Linked DNA regions of Mus musculus: regions 1, 2, 4 and 5 are each linked to region 3. A link is a loop called in an ENCODE intact Hi-C map of the cell type or tissue named here. Cell type or tissue: heart. All regions are shown on one strand.

Region 1 (5,000 bases), 83 kb after region 3:
GATAAATGTTATTTGTTCACTTTTGTAAGACTCTGTTCTGGGTGTGGGCCAGGAGGTCTTAGAAAGAAGCTGGCTGTCAGTGACCATGTGGGCATTGAGGCTGGTCCCAGAGATGCTCGAAAGTCAGTGAAAGCTATGCCTTCTCATGCTAGCCCAGCCCAGCCCACCCTGCGACTGGTTCTTGGTTTAATAAACACATGTAAGAGTTCTTTCCACCACTGAACTAGCATTTGCTGACAAATCACTGGACTGGGGTTGGGACCACAAAGATACATTAGACCCTACCTTGGGCAGCTTATTGGGGGTGTATGACAATGTATGAGAGGCAGCCACTTGGGTGGACCAACCCTCTTTCTATACTCCATCCAGTTCCCTCACCCACATCCATGCCACCCCACCTCCACCCACCATCTGTCCAGCTTTAGCAGTGAGCTTGCTGGGGCCTTGCATGCCCCTGCCTCAGCTCAGGCTGTAGCTGTGGGGCTCTGTCCTTGTCCTACTTGAGCCCCTCAGCTCTTTCTCACCTAGGACAACCAGTTCCTAGTGTGCCTTGCTCTAACGGTCACTTCTGTTTGAACACTTCGGTGACAGCTTACTTCCAGTTTTTTGGGGACCAAGTTGGCTTGTCAACAGTTTGGTTCTGACTGACCAGTCTAAGGAGGTATCCAACACCGTCATCAACACCAACAACAATCTGTTGCTATACTCGAGCCAGGCTCTGTGCTGAGCTGGGTTCGCTGCCATGGGGGACACAACAGGATCCCTAGCTTGGAGCCAGTGATAGCCTAGCGGGAGCCTCGCATCGCTCATGAGAGGCAGACCAGAACAAGGAGGTGGCACTCAGGAAAGGTCATGGGTGAAAGGTGGATGGCATGGAGTCCAGAACATTCCAACAATGGGCATCCATCCAGGGATCTGTGTTTCCTTGCCAGTAAGGTCACCATGGGAAATGTATCTACTAGAAACTCTTGAGTCCAGGGTACCTGATCAGTGCAGAAAGAGCTGAGGTGGGAGGGTCCCAGTCACTCATGGGGGGATAGGCAGCCCTGGATACCAGGCAGGATAGGCTTCAGATGTAGGAGCGGGGAAATAATGTACTATTACACAATAGGCCTGGGCCCTCCCGAAGCCCTGCTGGTGGAAGAAATTCTGTTTTGTTTTGAGACAAGATCTCTCTACGAAGTTCTGTGCACACATAGGAATCTTAAAAACAGGTACAAAGCCAAAAGGGGGAGGAGAGAAAGAGAGATCTCAGCATTCCGGCTGCCACAGGGGCAGGGGTTGGTGGTGGTCACCAGCGATGCAGGATTCCCGAGGCAGAGCCAGGAGGACGATGGTTTACATTCAGGCTCTGGGGCTGCAAGGTTGGAGGTGAACTTGTGCTGCTAAATTAGACCCTATCTCAAAAACGGTAACAAAGGTAAAAACAAAAGGGGAGGCAAGGCTTGAGCTCCTGGAGTGAAGGCGAGGGCACAGACATCAGATTGCAGCCTCATCCTGTGACATGAGATGTCCAAACACTGCCATCCTAGCCTCTTGCCACCTTAGACCTCCCTCACTGGTAGTGCTCTCGAGAGGCATCTGGCCCACAGCACCACCTGGTGGCCACACCCCAGATTGGATGGACTGGTGGAGGAAGGCTTTAAGTACCATTCTCAGCTTCTAGCCACCCAGATACACTCAAGAGGGTCTCCCCCCAGCCCCCCAGAGGTCCTGTCACTTCCAGAATGCCTTAGAATAAACAGTCTCCAACTTCGTGCAAAGATTCCGTTTTGGATTCACATACACACACATAAAAAAACAAAACAAACAAACAAACAAACCACAAACCGATTGTGTGACTTCCCTGACCCTGAAAAGTGAGGGTGAAGATACCTCTGTCCACAAGAGGAGGGCATGAAGTCACATTTGTGCAGAACCAGAACTTTGGCAGTCACAAAATAAGGTGCCCCAGAAGTACCCTTCCTCTCTTCCTTGCAGTTGCGTCCAGAAGTTTTTCACCATATGTCTTAGGGATTTACTGCTGTGAACAGACACAAGGCAACTCTCATAAAAACAACATTTAACTGGTGCTGGCTTACAGGTTCAGAGGCTCAGTCCATTACCATCAAGTGGGAGCATGGCAGCATCCAGGCAAGAATGGCACAGGAGGAGCCGAGAGTTCTATGTCTGAAGGCTTCTAGGAGATGACTGGCTCTTGCATGGTTGGTTAGGAGGAAGGACTCATTGCCCACCCCAACAGTGACACCTCCAACAAGGCAACGCCTCCTAATAGTGTCACGCCCTGGACCAAGCATATTCAAACCACCACACCTTATAAATGAGGAAAACAGCCTCACTTTATCTACCGATACCATCATCCTCTCCTTGGCTGTTACTGCTAGAAGAGTGCTCAGAGACACCAAAAAGCCATCAGATTGAAGTTGTTTTTCTGTTGCAAATCGGGGAGATTGTACAACTCTGAGTAGATCCTATCAGACTATGTTGTGTAGACCCTCTAGCAGAAAAAGCCGAGGTCAAAGCTACGGATGTTTTTCTTCAAGGTCAAAGCTGCAGATGTTTTTCTTCTTGGCCCCTTTTCACATGTGTGAGACTCAAGCTCACACTTTGAGGTGCAGACCCAGGTCCCCCAGCAGGTGGCAGCACTCTGTGCTTCAGACCTAGCTAGACAATTTGGGACACGGTGTACAAGAACTCGAGTCTGCTGTTCAGAAGTGTTTAAAATTTCAAAATGGCAAGAGGAGCCGGAAAGCAAGCATAGGGTCCTTCTAAGGTGCCACTGTCCATGAAGCCACTGTTATGGGCTCTGGTCATCTCAATAGTAGAGAAAGCGAAGGCGTGCCTAGTGTGGTGAGGACACAGAACAGTCTGCTTCAGAGAGCCCATTGGAATCTTCGGGAACAGGAATTCCATTCTCTGTGTAGCCACATTCCAGTCCCTGTATCTTCCATACCAACAGGACCAAGGGCACTCAGAAAGAGTAGCAGAGAGGCAGAAACTCCCATCCAAGTGCCATCAGGCCAACTCACAAGCCACTTATTCATTTATTTTTTTGAACAAGCCCACCAGGAATGTGAAAGGCAGCTTTGTCACTACATGTGAAGTCCACACATACCTAGCTCCTTCCAAAGGTGATGTCTATGACAGTAGAGGTCACCAGAGGCTAACGTGGCCCCGGCCCTGGAAGGTCAACATTCCTTCTTAGCTAACATTCACTAGAGAGCAAATGTTTATCCTATCAGTAATGAATCATGGCCAGTATCCACAAAGGGAAGGTGCCCAGTGCCGGCCATGTCTACCGTACACTGCTGCCCAGTCAGTGTCCCAGGTAACAATCAATACTGTGCTCTGAGCTCAGCATTTAATATCCATCCTCAACGTACCTTCCAGCTACAGGAGCATGGCCATTCAGCTAAGCCACACGCCCCTGTTGGTTTTTCTCTTTTTCTTATCTTACCTTTTGTTTATTTAAGTACCACAGACTGTATTTGGGGGATTATTGTGTTTACCGAGCGTGGAGGGGATTTCCTCCTGTGTTTATTCTTTAATTACTGACACCATTTGCCATTTTAAGTCACACACTCCTTAGGCAAAATGTTTCAAACTGGGAAGATCAGAGTAGGTCATGTTTCTTGGTGTATATACGTGTGTGTGTGTGTGTGTGTGTGTGTGTGTGTGTGTGTGTGTTTGTGTGTGTATGTGTGTGTGTGTGTGTGTATCTACTACACATATGATAATCGTGTACATTGATACGGGAAAACACAGAAGAAGAGATATTGGTCAGAGGCTTGAAAGATCAAGCTAAGAACGATTTTCTAATTAATTGATTGTTAGAAGCAATAAATAAGCCAGGTGATACATAAGGGCTCGACTCTCGTGCTAAATGAAGGGTGGAAAGTCCCACTTTGAGGGAAAAAAAGCTGAATTCCCTAATGAATCAAAGACGGTGACCAATGACTTGACTCGGTGCACCTCAATAACAGTCCCCGGGTTTCCAGAAGGAGTTCATCTGGCCTCAACGCCTGGCACTGCTGATTCCTGGGGAAGTCACCCACCGTCTCTTTTAGCCATAGACTTGTATGTTTAAAGAAAAAATAGCTATGGAGGCCCCTCCCAGGGAAGTCGGTGTTGCTAAACATTTAGCATGATGCTTACAGTACAGTTAAATGATACATCCATGAAATATCTTTTATTTTGAACCACCCTCCACCTTGGCAAAATTCATAAGCCTCCATTTTTTTACTCTCCATCCTCTTTCTCCCCCTCCTTCTCCTTTTCCTTTTCTTCCTCCTCCTCCTCCTCTTCCTCCTCCTCCTCCTCCTCCTCCTCCTCCTCCTCCTCCTCCTCCTCCTCCTCCTCCTCCTCTTCCTTCTTCTCATTTTTTCTTGGGACTGCCAGCTCCCAGGGGAGATACCATGAGGAGCAGTACCATACTTAGGGACTTCCCTGAGTATGGCTTGGGGCTGGAGCTGACCCATTAGACTTGAGAGAAGTGGGAACTCCTGTCCCTTTCCTTTCTGAACACCTTTACCTTGTGCCTGAAAACCACCATTGCTCTTTGACTTAAGTGAGGACAGCTGTCTGAGGCTCCTCTGTGATGGGCAAGGGCTCAGGATGTCTGGGTGAGCCTACAGGGAGGACATGCACTGTTTCATGGGGCCAAAGAGGCACCTGCCACACTGCCAAGGGCTGTCACCTAGGAATGCTTTCTAAGGTGCAGACTGGAACAGAGGAGGCAAGATGGCAAAGCACACAAGGAAGGTGGCAGAAAGACAGGACCACATCCCTCCCTGTACTGCCTCTTGACTGTCAATGAGATGTCCTCATCAGACTAGTGTCCTGGTCTTCACAGCCTGGCCTTCACACCCACTTTGAATCCCAGCTGAACCTATGACTTCGATTAGGACAATGCGATTTTTATTTTGTTTCATCTTTTTTTCAAAGTTTACATTTTTAATATATGCTTATATGGATGCACACACACCAGAGGACACTTTGCA
Region 2 (5,000 bases), 280 kb after region 3:
GAAGAAGCCAGTGACCTGGAGATGTGTTGGTCAGAGGAGCAGCGGTACCCCAGCCGTGTGTGTGTGTGTGTGTGTGTGTGTGTGTGTGTGTGTGTGTGTGTGTGTGTGTGTTTCAGTGCAGGGCTCACAGCAGGCCCTGTACAGTCTGGTCTAGGGCACTTTGTCATTCCTCCATGTTCTATTGGTAGCTTCTGTCTCCAACTTGCTTCCCTGTGCCAAATACCTCCCTCCCCAGGGAGCTCACTGGCAGGTAGAGGACTGTCTTAGTTGGGGCTTTACTGCTGTGAACAGACGCCATGACAAGGCAACTCTTATAAGGACAATGTTTAATTGGGGCTGACTTACAGGTTCAGGGGTGCAGTCCATTATCATCCATGGCAGCAGAAGGAGCTGAGAGTTCTACATCTTCATCTGAAGGCTGCTAGTGGAAGACTGGCTTCCAGGCAGCTAGGAGGAGGGTCTTGAAGCCCACACCCACGGTGACACACCTACTCCCACAGGGCCACACCTTCTAATAGTGCCACTCCCTGTGCCAAGCATACACAAACCATCACTAGGACCTACAGGCAGAGTAGGTGCCCAGTGTCTCAGGTCCAGCTTATATTTACCAAACAATCAGAACCAGGAAGAAGGAGCTGACCAAAAGAAATAGATTCATTTACAGATTTGGCCTTGCTCGCCCTGCAGAGTTACACTTCATAGTAAGAAGAAACAAAAGCCAGGACATCTGAATATGCAGATGAGTTGTCTGGCAGGAGACCTGAATATGCAGATGAGTCAGTTGTCTGACTGGTGAGACTAGGAGCTCTTTCCTGGGAGCTGCCTTATCTCTAGGGACTTTCTTCTGTAGCCAGAGGGATTTCCTGGAATAAAGAATGTTTCAGAGCCGCCATTAGAAAGCCGATGTGGGCAGGGCTGGAAGGTGCTTGGGTAGCCTGGCATCAAGGCAGGGTGTGTGTGCTCGTGTGCATGTGTGTATTTGTATATAAGTGTATGTGTGTGTGTATATAAGTGTAGGGTGTGTGTATGTGTGTGTGTGTGTGTATAAGTGTAGGGTGTGTGTATGTGTGTGTGTGTGTGTGTATATAAGTGTAGGGTGTGTGTATGTGTGTGTGTATATAAGTGTAGGGTGTGTGTATGTGTGTGTGTGTATAAGTGTAGGGTGTGTGTATGTGTGTGTGTATATAAGTGTAGGGTGTGTGTGGTGTATATATAAGTGTATAGGGCATTATATGTGTATAGGGGTGTGCATATATGTGTAGGGTGTGTGTATGTGTGTGTGTAGGATGTGTGTATAACTGTATGTGTGTATGGGTGTGTGGCGGGGAGGGCAGTTTTCCTTCTGGCTGTGGCTAGAGCCTGATTTCATCTTCAGGGCACTTGAGGGTCCTTGTCCCAAGCTCCTGCCCACTGCCTTCCCCACTTCAGCTCTGAAGATGCCACCTTCCTGACAGCCTCTCTGGTCTCATGGGTCTCATGCTGTCACAACTCCATTCTCCTGGAGGCTCAGGCCTTGCCTGCTCTTTCCAGCAGCCTGCCTGTAGTGGGGCCTGTCCCTAGCTCACTGTGGTCAGCCAGTGATTCAGGAAAGGTAAACTCTGGTCCTGAGAATCCTTGGCTTAGAGCGGTGGACAGGGCTTAGACATCTTGCCCTCCTTGGTCCTGTGGACACGCAAGGAAGGGTGATATTTCATCATTCCTAGGACCCAGCACACCTAGACAGAGGCCGTAGAGCAGACCGCCACATTTGAATCTTGGTTCATCCTGCTCTGTGGCCCTGCACAAGTGGCCTTGTTCCTCTGTCCCTTGTTGTCCTTGTCTGTGACAGAGCTACCAGTAGAACCCTGTCCTCAGGCAGGGTCCTCCTGCCCCCGCAGGGATCAGTTCTTAGAGCTGTTTTTGTGATGTTTTCTCAGAGGTAACTCAAGGTAGCGGACAAATCCCAGGTGCCATCAAAGTCGGGATGTGTCCTAGGTTAGAGCTGACCACCCTGTGAGGCTTCAGATGCAAGCAGAGTGCTCAGTGTGGCATAGAAGCTGGATTCTGGAATCCCATCTCTCCCAGACTTCTTTCCAAGGCCGGGGTGGGCATGGCAGAAGGGTGTTCTGGGACCCAGAGCCAGGCTGGTACAGCTGTGTAGTGGCAGGGAGAGCCCAGGCTGGGAGCCCAGCCAACCTCCTCTGCCCTGTCTGCTCATTCAGTTGTGCCTGACCTTGGGCATCTCTGCCTCATCTGGAGCAGGGGTCCTGTCAGTCACGGGACACTGATTGGGAGGTCCTGAGGTAGACAAGTGCCTTGATGTCATCTCCCTCTGTAGCCCTAGAGACAGCGGGTGCCCTGGCTGTGAAGCCCCTCCCCCATCCTTCCTTCTTTTGCGGGGGGGGGGGGGGGGGAAGGGTGGGGGAGTGAGGCACTGCAGAGACACCCCTCTCTCAGGCTGAAAAGCCAAGCGGGTGCAGTTGGCTGGAAGATAAGATTAGGAGGAAGCAGGGCTGCTGGAGCTCAGCTTCCGGCCTGAGCTTCCTGAGAGTGGCCATGGGGACAAGAAGCAGGCTCCCTGACTGGGTTTCTTCTGATCAAAGATAGCAGGACACAGACCAGTGCCTTGGAGGATCCACCATGCAGCTTGCCCTGGCTCCCCAGCTAGAAGTCTTCTCAGCTACTGTCCTTGGGGGAATTGCTCATCCTGGCCCTGTCATTCTGGTTTTTTGTTTTCTGGGCAGATGTGTCCCAAACACCATATCGAGATTACAGCATCCCACTTTTTTCCCCCTGCAGAGTCCCGCACCTCCTTCTGTGGAGGCCACACATAGCCCTGTAGGACCAGCATTTAAGGACTTGGTACAGAGAGGATGAGCAATGGCCTGTTTTTGCACATCTTCAGCAAGGGCATGCAGGCAGGAATTGAGTTCTGCCTTCTAGGATCTCCTGCCCTCTGCTGGCTGCCTGCGTGTGACAGCAGAGCCCAGAAACAAACGTAGTGACTCCCAAACGGGCTTCTAGCTCCCATTATGTGCTGGAGACATTGGGGTGTGGCTTTTCCTGGGGGGTGAGAGAGAGGGGGGACTGACAGATCAAGGAAAGGGCCCTGCCTTAGGCCACCCTAGGGGAACCAGTGAGTTTATGGGCTGCTCACAGGACCACTCAGGCCTTTGCCACTAGGAAGTAAACTGCTTTGTAGTGGTGGAGAGGGTCTCAGGGTGGGAGGAGAGAGGGGCTCCCAGTGTGGTGCTTCGCAGCTGTACCTGGTCCTTGCACCACGAGGGGCTGGTTTCCCATCCTCCACCCTGCAAATGCAGGAGCACAGAGGTGTTCAGACGTGTGTCCAAATCTCTGAGACATAAAGGAAAGTGTAATATAATGACATCTTTTTACAGAGGTTGGCAGGTTCTCTGAAGGTCTGCCGCATCCGGTTCAGGAAAACGCAAATTGATCTGGGGCTCATCAGTTAAGAGAATATTAAAAATCAGAGTAAAACAAACAAACAAACAAACATCAGTTAAGAGAATATTAAAAATCAAGAGTAAAACAAACAAACAAACAAACAAACGAACGAACAAACAAACACCTCCTGGGCCATACAATGTGACGGGATTCCACTGCTTGTCTGGTTGTTCCTTTTAAAGAGCAAGGATGGGGGCCACCTCTGAGTTTGATCCCTGAGGCCCATGTGAAGGTGGAAGGACCAGGGCACGCATGTGCTCCCGCACACATGCACATCAGACATGTCCACACAGGAATGATGCTAAGTTAATTAAAGACTCCACCTTATTTTGGATCTCTGTCACCCAGACTCATTTTCCATGAGCCATCTGACTTTTTATTTATTTATTTAGCTCCTCATAACCTGGCTACTGAAAGGGCTTTAGACAAAGTGATAGAGTTGAGATTTCCCACCTCAGTAGTCTCTTCATTTTTCCCAGCCACACATGGCTGCCTTTACAAGTCGGATCTCAGTGCAGGGTGAGTCCCCGCAGTACACCCACCCCTACCCTCTTACAGGAGAGAAATGTATAAGCCAAATCTGGAGTGGGTGTTAATTACAACCTACTCAGAACAAGGTTAATATCAATATTTTTCAACTTCAGGGTTCCGTTTCCTGACTCACTCGTTACTCCCACCCACCCCCATATATTCCGAGGTTGCTATGAATCAAGGTATATGTGACTCCACCATCTGTTAAAACTCAAAAATTCCGTATATCAGCGGGAAAGCAAAGAATCCACAGCTCATTGTGGGGCCTCAGGTTGCTCCGCCCAGCCCTTACTGCAGGGAATTCCCATGCCAAGTCACCCCCTTCCCCTACAGAAGTGGGTGCCCTGGGCTCACCTGCATCTCCCTAACATTCACCCCTTTGCTGAGCAGTTGTTCAGGCTTGAAGCCTTCCAGGAGTTTCCAAACACAAATTTGACTTTGGCTCATTTTTGTCCTTTAGGCAGGCTGGTTTCCTCTGGGCAGACAACTCAGCCACAGCTGCTTGTCCTGTCACTCTCAGCCAGGGTCACACAGCTGTCACCGCAGCTTCTTAACAACCCGTCCCATGTGTGCTTCTTTCAGTGACTGCGGTATTAGTCTTTAGCCAGTCCATCAGCTGTTTTGGAGGACCCCGGGGTTCCCATGTGGTGGGTCCCATACAACAAGGATACCATCCCTCACCGTATAGCATGGGTGTGCTAAGGAATGATGCTGAGTTCATTAATTTAATATCATTTAATTTAAAACTTTCAATGCTTAATTTAAAATAAAATATTAAACAAAATTAAGAATTAAAAATTAGCCGGGCGGTGGTGGCACACGCCTTTAAACCCAGCACTCGGGAGGCAAAGGCAGGCGGATTTCTGAGTTCGAGGCCAGCCTGGTCTACAGAGTGAGTTCCAGGACAGCCAGGGCTACACAGAGAAACCCTGTCTCGAAAAAAAAAAAGAATTAAAAATCAATTTAAGGGTTAAACTATTTTAACTTTTTAATTTCTTATCACATAGAGGCTTATTACCCTGGGA
Region 3 (5,000 bases):
TCCCACATCAGTGAATTAGGCCCAGTCTAACCTTAGCGTTTTACTCTTGATCTAAACTTCTGAGGATTGGCGTGGACTTTCACTGCATGTGAAGCTGGGCACCGAGAGCATTTCACTTGACCCTCATTGTCCATAAAACTGCTTCCCAGGGGTTCTTCAGGCTCTGCTGGGGTGGACTCTTGCTTGTGGTCTGAAAGCAGTGAGTTGGTGTGAGCCTGCTCTGGGAGGAGCCACGGGAGTGCTCAGAAAGGCCTTGCTAGCAAAGGACTACTTCAGGGCAACTTGGAGTTTAAGAATTCTTGGACCCATCTCTGGTCTTCTAAATGCCTTCCCCCGCCTGAAGTGTGTCTTGGGATCCCATCCTTGCCCCTCCTTTAGGGTAGAAGAGGGAACAACTGCAATGTTATCATCACACCCTGAGTTCAGGCCTCCATTACACCTCACCTGTCCCCACAGGGCCTGAGGGACTCCATTTAAGTGTCATGGATGCCATCCATCGGTCACATGCCTTCAATTGTGTGATCATAATTTACACCCTTTATTTCCTACCTACAGATACGCATCACATAGCAGTCAATGGCAGACTGCATAAGTGAGTGTGCATGGTGTGGTCTAAGCATGTATCATTATGCCATCTAGGTTTGTGTGCATAGACCCTGATGGTCACACAACAACCCAAGTTGCAATATGCTCTTCAGACTGCACCCCTGTTAAAGAACACACAACTTTAAGTGTATCCTCTTGGGCTGTAATGACCCAGGTCCCTCCACCATCTTTACATTCATTATCATTGTCACAGGGGCTTAGTGCCAGAGCCCTGTGACACCTAAGTCTATGTATTGTCCCACACTACCACCTAGGACAGGTTGCTTGTTCCCTGTCTCCCTCAGTGAAAAGACTATTCCAGGATTGCACAGAACAGGAGACTATTTGTATACTTCACGATTTGACTGGTTGTTTAGTTATTTCATGACTCCAGGAATGGGATCCAGGCCATCTGCTTAGGCAAATGCTTTGCCACAGGATTTTAGCTCTACTTCCAACAACTCAACATCATTGTCTTCTTGGGCCGGTCATTTCCTAGGATCGCCACAGAAACTGTATGGTTAAACTGGGGCAACTTCAAGAGGCCTTGTTGATGGGTTTTTTGCTCAAGATTGGGGTAGTAGGGCTGACGAGATGGCTCAGCAAATAAGACTTGATGCTAAGCCTGGCCACCCAGGTCCAATTCCACACACATGGAGAAGAGAGAATATCAACTCCCAGTTTTCCTCTGACATAGACACACTCTAAATACATTCATTAATAACTAAAGAATTTAGAAGATGGGGTCAGCCTGTGGAGAGGGTGTTTTCAGGAGTCCCACAGACAGCTGGCTTCCTGGGGAGATGCAATGACCTCTGGTGAAAAGCTATACCAGATTGCAACATCTGAGCTGAGAAAATAGAAATCAAGCTTGTGTGAGTGGTGTGGCTACATGTTCCAAGTGTTACAACTGTCATCCCATTTTGCAGATGAGAAAACTGAGACCCACAGAAGGTAACTTTCATGGCATATGCTGTATGCTCTACAGTATCTCTCCGAATTCTGAAGGGGACAAGCAGAGTGTTGCATTACATTATGTAATTTGTTCCATAACGAGGGGAAGATACCCAAAGTGGAAAGGCTTAACCCAACCCTAGGCTATTTTGTCCATGAGTCTGTCATTTGGAAATGGCTGGGCGGGGAAAATTGTATCCATTACCTTTTCATTGCTCTGACCAAATGTGTGAAGAAACAACCCAAGTTTGGAAGGATTGGTTTTTGGCTCCCATTTCATCCTCCTGGGCTCAGTTGACTCTGTGCCTGTGCAAGGCAGAATACCAAACCAGACACACACACACACACATAAACATACTAAACCTTGGTAAATGTCTTAAACTATGCCGGCCATTCCCTTCTGTGCTCTTACGGAAGTGACAGCAGTGGTGGTACATAGGTGACACTTGTGTGGCATTGTGTGGTGTTCTTGTATCACAAAAGATTCAGTATAATGTCACAGTGCAAACTGAAGACAATCAGGGTCCTCTGGTGCCCTGCCCACAGATGTGGCACATGCTACACACAGCAAGCAGTCATCAGATGGTTAACTTTGCCACTGAAGAGCTAAGGCTCAGAGACCCTGAGACACTTGCCCAGGGTGACAAGATTAGTGACATCTCATTGTCTTCAAAGACTACTCCTAATGTTAGGTGGTACCATGCTTCAGTTTCCCCATCATTTAGATGGGGATCCTGACTAAGGCTTTTGACAGCTACTGGTGGATGGGAAAGTGCTCTTCAAATGGGGGAAAAGCACACATATTAGGGCCTCTATTTCTCCTTCACTGTGGCATTGAGGCCTGTGCAGGAACTGGTCCAGATGAAGGGCTGGGGATGCTGCAATGAAGAGCCTAGTGGAAGGGAATTGTTTCTTTTGGACATAAGTGATACTGAGAGGGAGGAAGGGAGGGATAGAAGGAAGGAGAGATTGTAACTTGTAGGAGTAGGTGTAGGGATAGATCATGGACTTGATGAATAGTAGGTCGATGAATGGATGGATAGATGCATGCATGCATGGATGATAACCAGATGAATAGATGGGTGGGTGGATGACTATATGATGAGATGGGTGGATAGATGAGTGGGTGGATGAATGGATGGTAGCTGGATGAGTAGATAAAGGAATTGTGGGTAGATGGATGATGACCATAGATTAGATGGGTAGATAGATGGTAAGTGTATGGATGGGTGAGTATGTGGATGAGTAGATCAAAGGATTTATACTTGATAGATGGATGATTGGTACCTGGATAGATAGATGAATGAGTTAATAGAGAAATGATGTTGCCAGGTAAATGCTTTAGAAGTGTAGTCATGGTCATTGCTTCTTCCAGCAGAGGGCGCCCAGACTGCACTCACTGGCTCCACTAGCATTCCAGTGGGTACATCTGTAGTGAGTCTGGCCTTCCTGGCAGCAGTGTGTTAGCAGCTCTAGAAGGTGAGAGACTCAAGGTGCAGAGAGCCAGGCTAGAGTCCATGGATACAGGACAGAGACAGAAAGCACAGAAACTCAGGGGCACCTGACACTCGCCATGGAATCTCAGGGGAAAATCGTAACATAATTGCCTTCAGTACTTGTTTAAGAACTGAATGGAATGTGTCTCAGATTGAAGCATTTGGAGCCCAGAGAGTTACCCTAGACCACCCAGCAAGCATGAGGTGGGAGGCAAGTTGTCCAGTATCTGAGAAGACTGGGGGATCTGGTTAAAGTAAAGGGGGTCCCTCAGGGGATGGAGGCAGTGGGGAGGAGCTGCTCTGAGGCTGGGGAAGATCCTTGCAGACACAGGATGTGTTGAGAGGACTCATCCTGCCACCTGGGAGAATGTCAGGTGCACACTTCACACCCCATGGTGAGCACCAGATGTAAGTCAGCAGTGTGCAAAAGCAGGGGCTTGGCTTGCACCTCTGGGTGTGAGTGTAACCCTGCCATCCTCAGGGGAGCAAGAGCACTGACTTCTTCTCCCTTTGGGGTTTGTCAGTCACTCCTGCTCCATGCCAGGATTTATCTCAGGCCAAGGGATGAACCTGTGGACTCCATGTCCACAGGTGACACTCTGCAGAAATCAAAGCCAGGCCCTACACAGCTTTAAAAGGCAAATTAAAAAAACCCTGAGAACAGTGGCACACACCTATAATCCCAGGATTTGGGGATGGGATGGGGGCGGGATGGGGTCACCTAGAACTATATAGTGAGACCCACACTGAAGGCTAGGGGTATAGCTCAGTGGTAAAGCACTTGCTAAGCATATTCAAGGCCCTGGACTCAATCCCCAGTGTACACACACACACACACACACACACACTCACACAGAGAGACAGACAGACAGACAGACAGAGACAGAGACAGAGACAGAGAGACATAAAGAGAGAGGTGGGGGAAAGGAGGAAGGGAGAGAGAATTGTCTGTTCTGAGTTGAATGAGTGTCCTGCCCAGAACCCAAAACAGTTACAAGATGTCATGCAGAACTGGTCCCCTGGTTTCTTGGGAGCAGGTCTGAAGATGGAGAAAGACCCTCAATGGGGAAGGCAGTGGCCAGAACCACATGCGTCCTGGTCTAAGGCCAATCCTGTTGGCGCTGCATCATGAGACCACTTCTGTATCTCTACAGCCTCAGTGTGGTTCACTCAAAGCAAGCCAACATCCTCTACACAGGAGGGTCAGCATCTTCTGTCAGTGAGTGACAAAACTCCCAGGCTTGGGCTCACAGGGCCTTTCCTTTGCATTCATCCCTCATGAAGCTCTCCAGCGCATCCTATCCACTAGTCTTGTTTGTTGCAATGCAGCCTCTATGCACATGGGAGATCCAATGGCTCCAACCTCCGGCTCTGCAAGCTGTTTTGATGTCAGTAGACAGGGCAACTGCTGTAATCTGGTGGAGGAGGCTGAGGCACGGCAGGAGTGAGAGCAACTGGCTTGAGAAGGGGATCCCCAATCTGGTGATTCCTGCCCCTCCATTGACATGCAGGTGAACAAGCCATCTGCTAGTTCATCACCATCCACTGCTAAATAACAGAAGCAATCAATGGTGGGCAGGCTGCAGGAGAACTTTCTTCCTGCATAAAGGTGACAGCAAATACATATAAGTAGGAGATACAGAAGCCATGAGCCATAGTGTATGACCAAAAGGAGCCCTGGCAGTGCCCTGGGACATGGGGTGCAAGCATTTGTAGCCTAAACAGCTGTCTATGCCCCCCCCCAGTAACCCAGTAGAGCCAACCTAACATGGTATTTTCAGAAGTTGCAGAGTACATAGTATTGATGCTGTGTTTGCAGGGCTTCCCTGGCTCTGGATGGTGACCCAGGGAGGAAGCAGGGCCTCTGCGCTGATAAACCACCAGCTGCCATCCCTAGAGAGGCAGGCCTGGACCTTCTTCCGGAGGGGATGTGATGTGTCTAACCCCCAAGCTCCTACCGTAACC
Region 4 (5,000 bases), 160 kb after region 3:
ACTTATAACATCTAGTTCATTATATTTGGCAGTTTAGATAAAGTATTCTATTGTATATCCTAACCTTAAGAGTTTACAATTCTGTACCTCAATTAGGTTTGATTTTAACTTGCCTTATCAACTGAAAACCATTCTTTCAAATCTAGATCTTCTTATTCAGTGCTAAACAACTTAATTTCAATTATAAGATCATAACTAGTCTTCAACCCCATCAGAGAGCTGAGAAGGAATTAAATATTACCTGAATATATAGGAAACACAAAGACATAGCTTCCAAAACTTACACAATTTGTAGAGACAGCTGACTGCTGACAGCTTCTAATTTCTTATAACAGTAGAACATCTGTCTTCAGCCTTTTGGCCCAGAAGAACCATCTGACAGACCCTAAGTGAAGCAGGGATTATGAAGGACTAGCTTACCCTGTCTTGGTTGAGCTAAGCAGTGGAGTATCCCGAATCTGTTTGTCTCTTTTTGCACAGTAATTGTCTAATTGTCTGCAGAATGAAATTAGGCTATTTCTTACCCAGTGGCTAGTTTGCCACAATTGAAGCAACTCCAGTTGGAGGTAATGATTCTCATGTTTTCTTTGAAGTGGGAAGGGGGTACTGTCAGGAGCATACACATCTCCTAGTCAAAAGATATATTAATAATGAAATGATTTTAAGTGTCATATTCTGTGGATCTCTGATGCTTTTGAAGACTAAGTGTATATATAGTATATCTGAACTGTTAAATCTTGACTACTCTTAGTTATTTACTATTTTAATAATTTTAAAACACTTTATTGTAATTTAATCAGAATCTAATATTACAATGAGTTTACTATCTGACCTTTAACTTGCATTCCTTAATCATCCTAAACAGTTTGTAATAGCATCTATTAGAAGGACTGGCTCTAAGCCTTGTATTCGTAAATGAGTTGCACAAGCACAATTCATATCTAAGAGTAACAAAATTAATTTTGAACTTTGTATCACTGTAAAGATTTATACCAATGAAAATCTTAAATCTGTATCAATATGTAAATTCTGTATCAATGTAAGAAAATATAACTTCAATTCTGTATCAAAATATAACAGATGAATTGTTAAGGGGTGGGAAGGGGTAGGAAAATTGGAATGTAAGATTATGGCTATAAAATGTTTTGTTTAAGAGTAAATTGAAGCAAAAGCAAAGATTTGTCTCTTGTGTCCTCAAGGGCAAAGTGTAGATTTGTATGTTATGTACAAAGTCTGTATTTGAGCTAATAACAGAATTTAGAGTTAAAAACTATTTCTTCCCAGAATCCAGAAAACATTTATCTGGTGTTGTCAAGTACTCTAGTTTTTATTAAGAATATAAAATACAAAGAGATGAAATTGTTGGTTTTGTTCTTTTTCATAAATGTTCTGTTTCCCATACCATAGATAGCTTCTATGATATTTGCTCTGTTTTTTGGTATGTTAAAATTTCCCAAGGTGTGCTTTTTTTTTTTTTTTTTTTTTTTTTTTTTTTACTCACAGTCCTAAAATCTTGTAGCGCCATGCTTCTTCTTTAGACATTTCAAAAGACATTGTAGAATAGAGTTTTGGAATACAGTCACTCTGTGGTACACTTGGTGCATCCATTTAATCCAGAGAATCTGTCTTCATTGGAAGAAATCTACCTTCCCAGTTTCATTTTCATGAGTGGTCTTCATCTTTACCCTTCTATGATGGAAATACTGAGGTGAATTCCTCTGCTGTTTTAAGATTCTCTGGTATTCTCAACTATGCACATAGCTGAAATAACACCCCTCCAAGTCACTGTTTTTGTCTGTCCTCTCAAGGTCTCATCTAGTGGTTTTGTTCAATCAAATAAGAGCTCTTTTGTAGTTTCCCATTCTTTACTAGTCTGCTTTGTGAATAGCCATAACATTTGGAAAATACTTTCTAAAAATTTTACTTTTTTATGCATGTATTTTGCCAGCATTTATATATGTTCACCACATCATTCTGCAGCCTCATCATATTTCTTAGTGCTTTTTTCTTCTTCAGAACAATATGCCAACATTTGTTGTTGCAGGACACATGAAGTAACAAGACACTGAATGTTGGTTACTTTGGTCCTTGGCTTTTTATTTTCTTTGTTTAAGGGCTTTCTAAAAACACATGGGTGGGCATCATCTTGCAGTTGTGTGTGTGTGTTCTTAATGGACAACCTATATGTTAAATTCAGAAAAACCACTTGGTTGCATATTTTCGAATTGGCAATTTGAAATATTTGTTGAACTGGCCATTTTCTTTTTTTCTTTTTCTTTTTTAAAGATTTGTTTATTATATGTAAATACACACCAGAAGAAGGCGTCAGATATCATTACAGATGGTTGTGAGCTACCATGTGGTTGCTGGGATTTGAACTCAGGACCTTCGGAAGAGCAGTCAGTGCTCTTACCCACTGAGCCATCTCGCCAGCCAGAACTGGCCATTTTCATTTAAGTTTTTTCTATGTGACTGGAGAAATGGTTCAGTGGTTAAGAAGACTTGCTGCTCTTGCACAGGACATAGCTTCAGTTCATAGAACCCACATGTTGGCTCACAATCATCTGTAACTCCGGGTCTAGAGGATCTGATGCCCTCTTTCAAACTCTCCAGGCAATATATGAATCTTACAACCAAATTTTTAGTTCTATAAAGATATTTATATGGATTGTACAAGGTGTACAGGTCAGTTAAGGATAAAATTTTGCTCTTTGAGCAGGTGAAAGTTTGATCAATAATCAGTTGTAATAAATCTTCATTCATGCCATGTGAAAGATGTCATGATGAATTTTAAGCATTTCATAAACAACAAGATTTTTTTTTTTTTTTTTTTTTTGATGTAAAAACACGAGGTAGTTTAATGGCGGAGCTCCGGGTCGAAACATATCTCACGCAGGAGACAGTGGATTCAACCCTAAGGCTTGGAAGCTAGGGGTTTTTATAGAAAAGGGGTGGGGCTGGGGAGGAATTGGCGCGGTTTCACATGATTGGTCCATTTAAACATTAGCAGCCTGTTAACATTTAACTTAGGTCAGAAGGGCGGGAGATAGGGAGGCGCCGGGCCAGTCTTTATCTTTATGGCTAAGCAGCCTCAGGAATGTCTTAACGACGGGCCTGCCTGGGCATGTCCTAGCCTGTTCTGCTATGTTCTCAGCCCCAGGTTTCAAAGCTCACAAACAACTCTTTGGGCTATTTGACATACATTACATGAATCACAGGTCTCAAGTTTTACTTCCTTTCATTCCCCTCTTCTTCTACTAAGTAATTCTAATCTTAGAATTTTAGAAGTCTATATCTCTATGTGGAGAATAGAAATCAACAAAATAAGAAGGGATAGTAAACAGAACTAGGCAGGGACCCTTCTAGTGAGGCTTGAGGGTCTGGGCATGATGTAGGTGTACAGAGATCAGATCTCTGGCTGGAACTGGTGAGATGTCTTCTGGGGTACCCAGCTCATTCGCTGTAGCCAATTGTGACCAGACTTTTTTCTGCACCACCTGCAAGCCTTTTAACTTAACATACAGATTATTATTACAACAACATGTAGGTTTAAACACATCATTTAAGACAGTTATGGGCATGGGAGCCCCATAAAGGATCTTAAAGAGTAAGGCTGAATCAAAAGGGAGTATTTCTAGTTCTAAATAGGGCATGGGGAAGGAGCACCAAGTCTGCACCAGTCTCTTTTAGAATTCTATTTATCTTTTCTACCTGTCTTGAGCTTTGGAGCCTGTATGCACAATGTAACTTCTAATTAATCTCTAATATCTTGGCCAGTCCCTGATTTACCTGGGCAACAAAGGCAAGTCCATTATTGGACCTGATTACCTTGGGTATCCCAAACCTCGGGAAGATTTCTTCTAGGATCTTCTTGGCTATCACATTGGCTGTCTCAGTCCTGGTTGGAAAAGCTTCTACCCACCTTGAAAAGGTGTCTTCAACCGCGAGGCTACTGCCATCCTTGTACCAGCTCGAACTCTTAGGCCAAGGCTGATCTGATCCTTCAGATCATTTCGAGTACCAGTTTCTTCTGCCAGAATGTCAGCACAGTGATGAGTAGGTGAAGTCTTGGACAGTAGGGTAACTCGTCATCCATCAGTCAGGGTGCTTTCGGGTAATGCTTTCAAGAGTGTGGGGTGCCACTACAGTTGTTTGCTGTCCCAGAGTGAGCTTATTAACATCTTGCCAAGCAGAGCTATGGCAGCAATAGCTTTCAAGCAAGAAAACCACCCGCTAGCAACAGGGTCTAACTTCTTGGATAGGTAAGCCACTGGCCTTTTTTAAAGTCCCAAAGTCTGAGCAAGGACTCCTCTGGCGACTCTTGCTCTCTCTTCCACATAAAGAATGAAGGGCTTGGTTGGGTCAGGCAAAGGCCAAGGCTGGCTGTCAGTAGGGCCTTTTTAATTTCTTTAAAGGCTTTCTGGTGATCTGGGGTCCACACAAACATCTTCCCTTCCTTGGTTAGGGGATACAACAGGGCAGCTAAGGTCACCAACCCAGGTATCTAGAGTCTGTAGAAGCCAGCGGTACTCAAGAATTCTCTTACTTGCCTTGGTGTAGTTACAGTCTTTTTCTGGCTTCTTTTAGCCACTGTTTTTCACCTCGAAGGGTGTATCTCAAATAGATAACTTGAGTCTGACACAGCTGAGCCTTTTTAGCTGAGGCTCGGTCTTCTGTTGGGCAGGTTTCCTATCTAGATCCTGTCTTTTCTTTCTCTCCTACCACTGTGGCCAAGTTTCTAGTCAAATTTCTTTCTTGTCTACGATCCCTCCTGTTTTCTCTTTCTTCTGCTTCTCGCCTCTTGCTTCTCTCTCTCTCTCTCTCTCTCTCTCAATACGCCTTCTCTGCCTCTTACTTACTGGTTCTACTCTAAATTATTTCTCATTCGTAGTATCTCTCTCATCTCAGACCTCTCTAATCTCTTTCATCTCTACTTTTACTGTCATCTATCTCTCCTGAGTCTGCTGAAGCTTTGCTCTTCCTTACAGTCTAAGCTCACC
Region 5 (5,000 bases), 140 kb after region 3:
TCTTCTCTCCTTCCTTTTAATTTTTAATCTATCTGTAAATTTATACATGTAAAGCACTTCTATAGGATTTACAGTTTACTCTTTATGTTCATTTTTTGTTAGTTTAACAATTTCTTCTTATTTTAATTTTTGGTTTATGATATAAACATCTTTCTTTATAGTCCAGGATGGCTTTGAACTCAGGATGCTCTTGTCTCAGCCTTCTGTATACTGGGATTATAAGCATGAGCCCCCATACCTGGTTTAAATCCGTCTTTTCATTGGCATACATTGTCTGTTTATAGGTAATGTTAGTAGGATTTGGTTATTATCTTTTTTACTGTCTTCTGCATTTGTCCTTTGCCTTTTCTCATTATTTTCCTGTTGTCTTTTGAATTAATTTAGCTATGTGTTTATCTGGCATTTTAGCTGGTCTAGTAGCTGCTCTGTTATCTCTCTTTACTATTGCTTTAGGGGTTGCTCTCACAGGCATGTTCAGCCCTTTGCTAGTATTAGATGTGTCATCCAAAAAGTTTACACTAATAAGTTACAAAACAAAACAAAACAAAACAAAACAACAACAACAACAAACCGATACAAAACAAATGAACAAAGACAATCTTTTAAGGGACTTGTAAAATGGCTCAGGTACAAGTCTTCCTGCACAAGCCCGGCTACCTCAGTTCAATCTCCTAGACCTACATAAATGTGGGAAGAGAGATCTGACTCCAGTTGTCCTCTGGCCTCCACACATGTGTTATGGGCATTCACCCTCCCTCCCTCCCTCCCTCCCTCCCTCCCTCCCTCCCTCTCTCCCTCTCTACCCCTCTCTCTCCCTCTCTCCCTCTCTTTTCTTTTTAAATTTCATATAGATGTGAATAGGTAGTTCCTTAAGGATATCAGATAATCCCAGACCTAGTGCTAATTCCTGAAACGATCCAAGGCCTCAGTCTTATTCTACTATGAACATTGCATCTCACCCTTCTGTGGTACCCAAACAGGCAAATCATGCCCTTCCCCTTGCTCTCTTGGGGCAATTTTAACCTGGTTACCATATTGGTTTTTAATTTCCTTTGGTGTCACATTCCTCAGAAGTATCTTGAGTTTTAATATTGTTTAAGAATATATTCATTAAGCCCAGTGATAGCACATACCTTTAATTCCAGCATTGGGGAGGCAGGAGCAGGCAGACTGGCCTCTGTGAGTTTGAAAACAGCCTGGTCTACATAAGTCATTAGCCAGGGCTATATAGACTACTTTAACCAGGTCTATATAGCAATACCTTGTCTTGGGAACAAAAACAAAACAAAGAATATATTTATTGAAAATTTCCAACATGTTTGCATATTTGTAGTGCAAGGATTTTTGGGCTGTCTTTCAAATATTGCTGATAGCTATTTTCTCTTAACCAAGAATTTATATATTTTAAAACTAGCAGTTTTATTGAATGTAAATAAGTGAATAGATATTTGAGATAAGAAAGCCATTTAGGTAGTAGTTTACTGGATTTCAGCCATATAGCTTTGTAAGTCTGCTGATTTTTCTAAATTATTCAGAAAAGCATAGTTTTTTTTCTTTTCTTCTTTCTGTCTTTTTTCCAAACATGCTCTGAGCTTCCCCACCAATTTGGGCTTCCTTACTCTATAAAGCTATCCTTTCTGTCATGTGTTTGACCTTCATGCCAACTTAAACTGCATGGCTTTATTTTCCTTCTCACCTTCAATCTTTTCCTCCAGACAGCTTCTGAGGTTTACAGGTTGCCTACTCTGAGGGCTTTTCCTTTAAACCTTAATGAAATTATTCCTGAGCTTAAAAAAATAACCATTAAGCAGTATTGGCCTAATAGGAGTATAGTGTTGAGAGGTATGACATAGGAACACTTTATAATCTGCCTTTGCTTCCTTCTAATGTGATCTCAGTTCTGTAAACACTTGTACTCTATGTGATGCTGCTGTCACTTTCTTTTTCTTTCTTTTTTTTATTAATTTTTTTATTAGGTATTTTCCTCATTTACATTTCCAAAAGTCCCCAATACTTTCCCCCCCCACTCCCCTACCCACCCACTCCCACTTTTTGGCCCTGGCGTTCCCATGTACTGGGGCATATAAAGTTTGCAAGTCCAATGGGCCTCTCTTTCCAGTGATGGCCGCCTAGGCCATCTTTTGATACATATGCAGCTAGAGTCAAGAGCTCCGGGGTACTGGTTAGTTCATATTGTTGTTCCACCTATAGGGTTGCAGATCCCTTTAGCTCCTTGGGTTCTTTCTCTAGCTCCTCCATTGGGGGCCCTGTGATCCATCCAATAGCTGACTGTGAGCATCCACTTCTGTGTTTGCTAGGCCCCGGCATAGTCTCACAAGAGACAGCTATATCTGGGTCCTTTCAGCAAAATCTTGCTAGTGTATGCAATGGTGTCAGCGTTTGGACGCTGATTATGGGATGGATCCCTGGATATGGCAGTCTTTAGATGGTCCATCCTTTCTTCACAGCTCTAAACTTTATCTCTGTAACTCTTTCCATGGGTGTTTTGTTCCCAATTCTAAGAAGGGGCACAGTGTCCACACTTTGGTCTTCGTTCTTCTTGAGTTTGATGCGTTTAACAAATTGTATCTTATATCTTGGGTATCCTAAGTTTTTGGGCTAATATCCACTTATCAGTGAGTACATATTGTGTGAGTTCCTTTGTGATTGTGTTACCTCACTCAGGATGATGCCCTCCAGGTCCATCCACTTGCCTAGGAATTTCATAAATTCATTCCTTTTAATAGCTGAGTAGTACTCCATTGTGTAAATGTACCACATTTTCTGTATCCATTCCTCTGTTGAGGGGCATCTGGGTTCTTTGCTGTTACTTTCTTAAACAGAGCATAGCTTCATTGTTTTGTGTACTTGTTTAAATGGTTCTTTCTATTGGTATCTCCTGCTTTATCCTGCCACTCCCTCTCCTCTACTTGATTAATTCAGACTTATTTTGACTTTTTTTCTAAATTTAAAATTATTTTAGGTTTTGAAAAATCTTTTTGGGTTTGGAGAGATGGCTGAGTGGTTAAGAGCACTGGCGGCTCTTCCTGAGTTCAATTCCCAGCAACCACATGGTGGCTCATGACCATCTATAAAGGGATCTGATGCCCTCTTTTGGCGTGCACGTGTACATGCAGCAGAGCATTCACATACATAAAAATAATTAAGATTTTATTATAAGGAAGCACCCTCTTAGAGGCCAAGGGTAGAGGGGTGGGGGGCTCATTGGAGGGGGAACAGGGAAGGGAGATAACATTTGAAATGTAAATAAATAAATAAATAAATAAGTAAAAAACAAAACACTGAAACCATCTGATGGAGATCTTTTTTGGTGATAAGATTAAAAAAGTTTTCACTTCTAGAGAATTAAATAATTCCAAGTTTGTCTCAGTGTTGGTAATAATCTTTTTCTTTTGTGCTTGTTTTTTGTTTTACCTTTTATTTCTTTAAGCATTATAAAATGCTCACTTATATTTTAATTTTTTCATCTTTTATTAATTCTTCACTTACCTTTTTGTTGATACCCCCTTTTCCAAATATATTTTTTATGTGTGTGTGTGTGAGAGTTTGAATGTATACCACATGACTGCTGGTGCTGGTGAAGACCAGGAAGTGTTGGATCCTCTGGAGCTGGAGTTACAGGCAGTGTTGAGCTACCCACTGTGGGTGCTGGGAATCAAAATTAGGTCTTCTGGAAGAGCAGCCTGTGTTCTTAACAGCTGAGCCATCACTCCTGCCCCTGTTTGGTTGATTCTTTTGTTTAGTTTATGTATGTTGCTCAGCAGTATTATATATTTTTTCTCCCACTTATATACTGAGGTGTAAACTTTAAAAATGTAAAAAAGGATATAAAGCAAAAGGGGGAATGATTTGTTTGCTTTTTAAAAAATAGATTAATTTTGTTTTGTGTGTGAGTGTTTTGCCTGCATGTATGTCTGTGTACACTGTGTGCTTGATGCCCATGGAGGTCAAAGAAGGCATCAGATCCTCTGCAATTGGAGTTACAAATTGTTGTAAACCACCATGTAGGTGTTGGGAACCAAATCTGAGTCTTCTTCAAGAGCAACAAGTACTCTTAACCTCTGTACCATTTCTCCAGCTTCAACAAATGATTCTTTATAGCAGTGACGAATTCTTTAACAGTATAATTTTTTAAAATTATAAGGCATATAAGTAAATACATTTTAGAAGTATAGGTAAGTTCAGGTTTATATATACATATAGTTTGCTTGCCCTTAACAATTATTAGTACAGAGTAACACTTGTTATTTTGAATCTTCTGTATTTCATTTCCTTTGTTTTTCATCCGGTGGGATAGGAAGAACATAATTTGTCTTTGACATGAGGTTAAGTCCACATATTTCATTCTAACAGCTATACTACACAGAGCAATTTATATACTTTCTATGGGGATCAAGTTCTCTGGTAAGTAAAATAAGGATAATAACACCCAACCTACAGATGGCATTTTATATCTAATGATGTCATATAAGTCAGTTACTGTTGTGATTCCAAAAATATAAAAGATTGTTTCTGTTTCTTTTGTTTTAATCTGTTTTTTTTAAATTCTATTTATTTCAAGCAAAATGTGAAATTCAGTATTTAGATCGTAACTTATTATGTGTGTTTGATACTGTTGCTCTACTTGGATCACAGAAAAACCTCTGTTTGGTGCCATGTCTCACTCAACTTGGCCGATCCATTCTGTTGTCTGTGGTTTTCTGTCAAGCAGTTGTCCCAGACCTTAAGCTGACACTTGGGCAATAAATGCATACCTTAGGGGGAAAAATGTCTTGTTCCAGTGAAAGTTGGTCCAGAAATTCTGATAGAAGTAGTTTAGTTTATTTGAGAGATTTGAGAATTAAAAAAACAAAACAAAACTTACGTGTATATTTTTCAGTTTTTTTTTCTCTAGTACTTAGGAATCAGATTTAAATTAAATACCTTTTAAGGACTTAGTTAAGTAAATTCATAATCCTATATTTTTACCTAGTACTCTT

The links. Hi-C counts contacts between places; a loop is a spot of excess contacts. Peaks named below come from ENCODE experiments on the same cell type or tissue, not always from the same donor. Only the 100,000 strongest peaks of a DNase experiment are listed, where the experiment ranks them.
Region 1: a loop joins it to region 3, with 8 times the contacts of the local background. A loop is called at or near these places in 35 of 42 quality-filtered maps.
Region 2: a loop joins it to region 3, with 2.7 times the contacts of the local background. A loop is called at or near these places in 11 of 42 quality-filtered maps.
Region 4: a loop joins it to region 3, with 17 times the contacts of the local background. A loop is called at or near these places in 8 of 42 quality-filtered maps.
Region 5: it touches region 3 in a loop (3-fold over the local background); 8 of 42 quality-filtered maps call a loop at or near these places.

Annotation. Positions count from the first base shown.
Region 1 is chr7:98,345,891-98,350,890 of GRCm38, reverse strand. Tsku (tsukushi, small leucine rich proteoglycan) reads left to right here. Exons shown (of 2, transcript NM_001024619.3): 2 at 1-223. Among named protein-coding and RNA genes, the nearest start is that of Tsku, 13 kb to the left of the region's middle. In heart, CTCF peaks have their summits at 1,603 (motif pointing left) and 2,635 (motif pointing right); DNase peaks (open chromatin) are centred at 1,600 and 2,665; H3K27ac peaks cover 291 bases.
Region 2 is chr7:98,153,634-98,158,633 of GRCm38, reverse strand. All of the region lies in intron 2 of Capn5 (calpain 5), which reads left to right. Among named protein-coding and RNA genes, the nearest start is that of Omp, 11 kb to the right of the region's middle. In heart, a CTCF peak has its summit at 2,934 (motif pointing left); DNase peaks (open chromatin) are centred at 2,533 and 2,923; H3K4me3 peaks cover 537 bases; H3K27ac peaks cover 2,209 bases.
Region 3 is chr7:98,428,921-98,433,920 of GRCm38, reverse strand. Gm39053 (a long non-coding RNA gene) reads right to left here and starts at 461. Exons shown (of 3, transcript XR_869806.2): 1 at 1-461. In heart, a CTCF peak has its summit at 2,908 (motif pointing right); no DNase peak of the experiment used is centred here.
Region 4 is chr7:98,268,570-98,273,569 of GRCm38, reverse strand. The region is part of intron 1 of Acer3 (alkaline ceramidase 3); the gene reads left to right. Among named protein-coding and RNA genes, the nearest start is that of Acer3, 38 kb to the left of the region's middle. In heart, no CTCF peak of the experiment used is centred here; no DNase peak of the experiment used is centred here.
Region 5 is chr7:98,287,887-98,292,886 of GRCm38, reverse strand. All of the region lies in intron 1 of Acer3 (alkaline ceramidase 3), which reads left to right. Among named protein-coding and RNA genes, the nearest start is that of Acer3, 19 kb to the left of the region's middle. In heart, a CTCF peak has its summit at 3,122 (motif pointing left); no DNase peak of the experiment used is centred here.